Regions from separate parts of the Homo sapiens genome. Here region 1 is linked to region 2. The links are chromatin loops, found by intact Hi-C in ENCODE. Cell type or tissue: CD14-positive monocyte. All regions are shown on one strand. Each heading gives the region's core, and the rest is flanking DNA. Links, peaks and the distances in the headings are about the cores only. Region 1 overlaps CPAMD8 (C3 and PZP like alpha-2-macroglobulin domain containing 8). Region 2 overlaps NWD1 (NACHT and WD repeat domain containing 1).

Evidence for each region. Hi-C counts contacts between places; a loop is a spot of excess contacts. Peaks named below come from ENCODE experiments on the same cell type or tissue, not always from the same donor. Only the 100,000 strongest peaks of a DNase experiment are listed, where the experiment ranks them.
Region 1: it touches region 2 in a loop (5-fold over the local background); 51 of 110 quality-filtered maps call a loop at or near these places.

Annotation. Positions count from the first base shown.
Region 1 is chr19:16,895,629-16,898,528 of GRCh38, forward strand. It overlaps CPAMD8 (C3 and PZP like alpha-2-macroglobulin domain containing 8), which reads right to left. Exons shown (of 42, transcript NM_015692.5): 38 at 2,261-2,366; 39 at 2,063-2,173; 40 at 828-1,037; 41 at 548-698. Among named protein-coding and RNA genes, the nearest start is that of F2RL3, 8.1 kb to the left of the region's middle. RefSeq lists silencers at 1,218-1,297, 1,348-1,567, 1,638-2,157. In CD14-positive monocyte, for the core only: no CTCF peak of the experiment used is centred there; DNase peaks (open chromatin) are centred at 363, 1,603 and 2,263; H3K4me3 peaks cover 2,355 bases; H3K27ac peaks cover 1,675 bases; H3K27me3 peaks cover 17 bases.
Region 2 is chr19:16,777,326-16,780,225 of GRCh38, forward strand. NWD1 (NACHT and WD repeat domain containing 1) reads left to right here. Exons shown (of 19, transcript NM_001007525.5): 12 at 2,018-2,140. Among named protein-coding and RNA genes, the nearest start is that of SIN3B, 51 kb to the right of the region's middle. In CD14-positive monocyte, for the core only: CTCF peaks have their summits at 1,652 (motif pointing right) and 1,851; a DNase peak (open chromatin) is centred at 1,676; H3K4me3 peaks cover 318 bases; H3K27ac peaks cover 996 bases.

The sequences.
Region 1 (2,900 bases), core at 97-2,596, 120 kb after region 2:
GCACACTGTTAACTACAGGCAAAACTTCCCTAGTCCAAAAATCCTAAATCTGAAATGTTCCAAAATCCAAGTCTTTTTGAGCAGCGACTTGACGTGCTCAAAGGCAATGCTCATTGGGGCATTTCAGATTTTTAGATTAGGGATGCTGAACCTTAGCTAACTATATAATGCAAGCATTCTGAAATGTGAAAAAATCTGAAATCCGAAACACTGCTGGTCCCCCCAGCATTTCGGATAAGGGATCCTTGACCCGTATGCGCGCGCGCGCGCGCACGCACACACACACACACACACACACACGCGCGCGTGCGCCCGCGCACAGCTGTTCGCTGGTGGGTGTTGCGTGGGCCAGGGTGGAGGGAGGATGAATGTCCCACTTTGTCCCCAGGAACTCTGAGCCTCTGACCCTGAGTCACTCCCACTGCCAGTGGGGGGTCGGGGCGGGGCGGAGGAGTCGGGGCAGGTCGTCGGGGGAGGTTGGTAGGGGAGGGAGGTGGGGAGATATTGAGCCTATGTCTCTTATCTCTGGGGTGGGCCCAGCTGTTACCTGTCCTCCGCCTCCCCTTCAGGCTCAGGGTCTGAGTCCTCCACCTCAAGGCCGGCTCCATTCAGCTTCACGTCCTGCTGTAAAGGCCCCGGGGCCACAGAAGCCAGGTCATCCCCGTAGGTGGAGGACGACGAGGCCGGCAGCCGCTGCTCTGGAAGGAAGGGGGCCTCGGTCGGGAGGGCGTGGCGGGGAGGGGACCCAAGGGCCGAGGGGAGGAGATCCGTGGCCCAGAGCAGCAGCGATGGTGTCCCCGAGGCTAGGCGGGGGGTAGGGTCCTCACCGAGGGCGCAGCAGCTGGGAGGCGCGGGCTCCAGGGGCGCGGCCTGGCGGCAGGCGGCCTCCCGCAGGCGGCAGGCGCTGGCGTAGACCACCCCGTCGGAGCCGCACACCGGGTTCCCCTGGGCGCCGCAGTCGTGGTCGCAGCCGCATCGCGCGATCGCCGCCCCCTCCTCAGGGGCCACGGCAGGGCCCGACTCGCCGGGGAACCAGCCTGGGGGACGAGGCAGGCTCGACAGACCCCCCACCCTGAACCTTGCCCGCGCCCCCACAGAACCTGGGGGTGGGGAAGATGTCCCTGGGTCCCGGGCCCACTACCCCCTCGGTGGGTCTTGGGGCGCGACAGTTAATGGGAGGTCCTGAGCCCTGGCCTTATGGAATTTCACGCAGGTATTTGCCTAATACTTACAAAAACAGAAACAGACTTTTAAAAAGCGGTTGTAGGAGAGAAAGGAGACAGGGCGTCCTGTCTGGGCCGCCCTGCAACAACAGCCCCGTCCCCTGCCGCGCCTCCTCCGCACTGACCACACCCACCCCAACCCCACCCCCACCGCACTGACCGCTCCTATCCTCAACCCCGCCCCCTCCGCGGTGACCACACCTACCCTCAACCCCGCCCCCTCCGTCCTGACCACTCTTAACCCCGCCCCCTCCGCACTGACCACACCCACCACAAATCCCGCCCCTCAGCGCTGACCGCACCCACCCTCGACCCCGCCCCCCGCACTGACCACACCCACCGCAACCTCATCCCCTCAGCACTAACCACATCCACTCTCAACCCCGTCCCCTTCGCACTGACCACACCCACCCCGTTCGGCCCCGCCCCCCGCACTGAACACACCCGCCCTCAACCCCGCACCCTCCGCACTCACCTCCCCCTCGCCGCTCGACCCCGCCCTCACCACACTGACCACCCTCAACCCATTGCGCCCAGTCCCCACCACAGTGACCACACCCTCACTGGCTCGGCCCTGCCCCCAGTATACTGACCATTCCCCAGCCACTTCCCTTCCGCACTTACCACTCCCCCAGCCACGCCCCTCCCCGCTGACCGCTCCTCCAGCCCCGCCTCCCCCGTACAGGCAGAGCGCCCGCCCACCTCTATGCTGCGTTCTCCTGACTTTACGTTGGCCCCTCCTCTGCCAAGCCCCCAGGGGAGCCCTCCCTGGCGTCCGAGGGTGGGAGTCGGGGTGTGGCAGGCCGCGGTGGGGGGCGGCAGTGGCTCCGCGCACTCACCCGGGCCCCGGGCAGGGGCGCGCTCCACTTCGTTGCACGCGGGTCCGGCGCACAGTTCCCGGGCGAGTGGGCTGTGGGTGCTGACGTTGTAGAAGCGAGTGGCCTCGAAGGCTACGGGACGAGGGTGGCGGGTGACCAAGTGCAGGCGCGACGGGTCAGGGACCGGGCCGGGCCGGGGGTGCGGGCGCGCGGGCCTACCGGGTTCGTAGTAGTCGTACACGGAGACTGGCAGCGCCGACGTCCTGCCCACCACGCACTCCCGGAGAGCACGGAACCGCACGCACGTCAGGCACCGGCTGGGGATCTGTGGGGCAGCGGCGGGCGCAGGCTCGACCCGGGCCAGGAGGCCCGGGGCGCTGAGCTCAGGCCCAGAACTGGCTGATTTCAGGGATACCCAGGACGCGTGAAACACAGAAGAAACGTGATCCCATTTTCTTTTTTTCTTTTACTTTTCTTTTTTTTTTTTTTTCCTGAGACAGAGTCTCGCGCTGTTGCCCAGGCTGGAGTGCAGTGGCGTGATCTCGGCTCACTGCAAGCTCGGCCTCCTGGGTTCAAATGATTCTCCTGCCTCAGCCTCCCAAGTAGCTGGGATAACAGGCGCCCACCACCGCACCCTGCTAATTTTTTGTATTTTTGATCAAGACGGAGTTTCACCATGTTGGCCAGGCTGGTCTCCAACTCCTGCCCTCAAGTGATCCGCCTCGGTCCCATTTTTTATTCTTTGGGTCCTTCCATCCCACTGGGAAAACGTCTCAGGTGGCCTCTGAAACACCACTCCTTTTTGTGTGTGTGCACGCATGGCTGAGCATGTGTGGGTGGGAGTCAGCACATTCACGAT
Region 2 (2,900 bases), core at 261-2,760:
GAGGAGGGAAGGGAAGGGGAGGGGAAAGAGGAGAGAAGGGGAGGGGAGGGGAAGGGAGGGGAGGGAAGGAGAGGGAAAGGGAGGGAAGGGGAAGGGAAAGGGGAAGGAAGGGAAGGAAAGGGGAGGGAATGGGAGGGGAGGGAAGAGGAGGGAAGGGGAAGGGAAAGGGGAGGAAAGGGAAGGGGAGGGGAGAGGTGAGAAAGGGATGGGAGTGAAGAGGGAGAGAAGGGGAGGGGAAGGAGAGGAGGGGATAGGGGAGGGGAGGGGAAAGTGGAGGGGAGGGGAAAGGGGAGGGAAGTGGAGGGGAAGGGGGAGGGAAGGGGAAGGGAAAGGGGAGAGCAGGGGAAAAAGGAGGGAAGGAGAAAGGGGAGGGAAGGGAAGGGAAGGGGAGGGAAGGGGATGGGAGGGAAAGGAAGGAGAGGGGAGGGAATGAGAGGGTAGGGAAGAGGAGGGAAGGGGAAGGGAAAGGGGAGGGAAGGGAAGGGAAGGGGAGGGAAGGGAAGAGGGAGAGAAGGGGAGGGGAAAGGGAAGGGAAGAGGGGGGAAGGGGAGGGGAGAGGAAAGGGGAAGGAAAGAGAAAGGGGAGGGGAAGGAAAGGAAAGGGAGGGAAGGGAAAGGGAAGGAAAGGAAAGGGAGGGAAGGGAAAGGGAAGGAAATGGAGGAAGGGGGAGGGAAGGGAAAGGGAAGGAAGGGGAGGGAAGGGAAAGGGAGGGAAGGGGAGGAGAAGAAAGGAAAAGAAAACAAATCCCATCTCCTCACTCTCTGTCCCGATGAGGTGGAAACAAAATTCTGTATTCTCAGAGCTTGACGGGCTCTGATTCAGCACCACCCATTTTACACATGTGGAAGAGGCACACAGAAGGAAAAGGACTTCCTTTCTTTACTCCAGGACATTCAGAAAGTTCAGTTTCTTAGTGTCTAGGCCCACGTTTTCTCCAATATATCTTGGCCCTTCTCTCTCTGCAGTGATATTTTAATCAAACTCCACCAGGCAGAGATCCTTGGGGTGTGTTTGCCCAATTCATTGGCAAATATATATTTTTTTTCTTTAGGACATCAGCCCTTGTTTTTCTACACCAGTTGAACTCAGAGATGTCAAAAACATAATCCTCATTCTCAGCCAATATAATTTCTTTCTTTCTTTTCTTTTCTTTCTTCTTCTTCTTCTTCTTTTTTTTTTTTTTGTTGTTGTTGTTGTTGTTGAGACAGAGTCTCCCTCTCTCACCCAGGTTGGAGTGCAGTGGTGTGATCTCAGCTCACTGCAACCTCCACCTCCTGGGCTCAAGTCATTCTCTGGCCTCAGCCTCCCGAGTAGCTGGGATTACAGGTGTGCTTCACTATGCCTGGCTAATTTTTATATTTTTAGTAGAGACTGGGTTTCTCCATGTTGGACAGGCTGGTCTTGAACTCCTGACCTCAAGTGATCCGCCCACCTCGGCCTCCCAAAGTTTGGCCTCCCAAAGTATTGGCCTCCCACAGTGCTGGGTGGCATGAGCCACCGTGCCCGGCCATGGCCAATGTGATTTTGTTTCTGAGTTTTCTTCAACTAAGGCAGGGTTTCTCAGCCATGGCATTGCTGACTTCTGGGGCTGAATCTTTCTCTGGGATGGGGTTGTCATGCGTTGCTGGGTGTTGAACAGCATCCCTGGCCTGCACCCACCAGATGGCAGTACTGTCCTTGAGCATCCTTGTCCCCATTGTGGCACCTCAAGATGTCTCCAGAAACCGATATGTGTCCGCTGGGTGAGCACTGCTAGACTAGACAGACACTTATGACCACACTGTGATGCAGTCCCCTTCCCTACCTAAGAGCGAAGTGAATGTCACAGGCCAGAGTGTGAATCTGTGCATCTGAGTCTGCGAATCTAATCCTTGCTGTGCAGCTTTGGGCAAGGGACCAAATCTCTCTGTGCCTCAGTTGTCTTATCTGTGAAGTGGGGGGCTCATTAGAGGACCCCATAGCTGAATACTTGGACACAGGAACTGAGATCATTGCTGTTGCCTCTGTGTGGCTGCAGGCATCACCGCCATGGCATGGGGTGTGGAGGAGAAGCTGCTGGTGATTGGCACCCAGGATGGCATCATGGCTGTGTGGGACATGGAAGAGCAGCATGTGATCCACATGCTAACTGGACACACAGGTGAGACTTGGGAAGTGGGCTTTGTGGTCAGCTTCCATAGTGAAAAGTTGGTTCTCAGAGCCCCTTCCCCACAGATTCACTTCTCTGTATTGAAACCCTGGCCTTTGTTCCTGCATCACTTAGCTATAGTTGCATAATGAACCATCCCCAAACACAGTAGTTTCAAACAAGCCATTTCTTTTTCTTTTTAAATATGGGATCTCACTGTATTGCCCAGGCTGGAGTGCAGTGGTGTGTTTATAACTCACTGCAGCCTCAAACTCCTGGGCCAAGTGATCCTCCTGCCTCAGCCTCCTGAGTAGCTGGGACTACAAGCACATACCACTATACCCAGCTAATTTTTTAATGTTTTTAGAAATGGGGTCTTGCTATGTTGCCCAGGCTGGTCTGAAACTCTTGGGCTCAAGTGATCCTCCCTCCTTAGCCTACCAAGTAGCTGGGATTACAAATTTGAGCCACAAACAAGCTATTTCTTTAGCTCACTTCCTGTGCATTGGCAATGCAGGCTGGACGCAGCTGGGCAGTTTTCTGCTCTCAGCTGGGCTTGCTCATGTATCTGCAGTCAGTCAGTGGATTATCTAGGAGCTGGCTGAATCTGAATATTTTCAAATGAGGCAACTCAACTTTGCTCCACGTGGTCTGTCATCATTCAGCGTCCTTCAGGTCTCTCATCCCCAGCAAAGGCAAGGTTTCTTTTTTTTTTTTTTTGAGACGGAGTCTTGCTCTGTCGCCCAAGCTAGAGTGCAGTGGTGCAATCTCG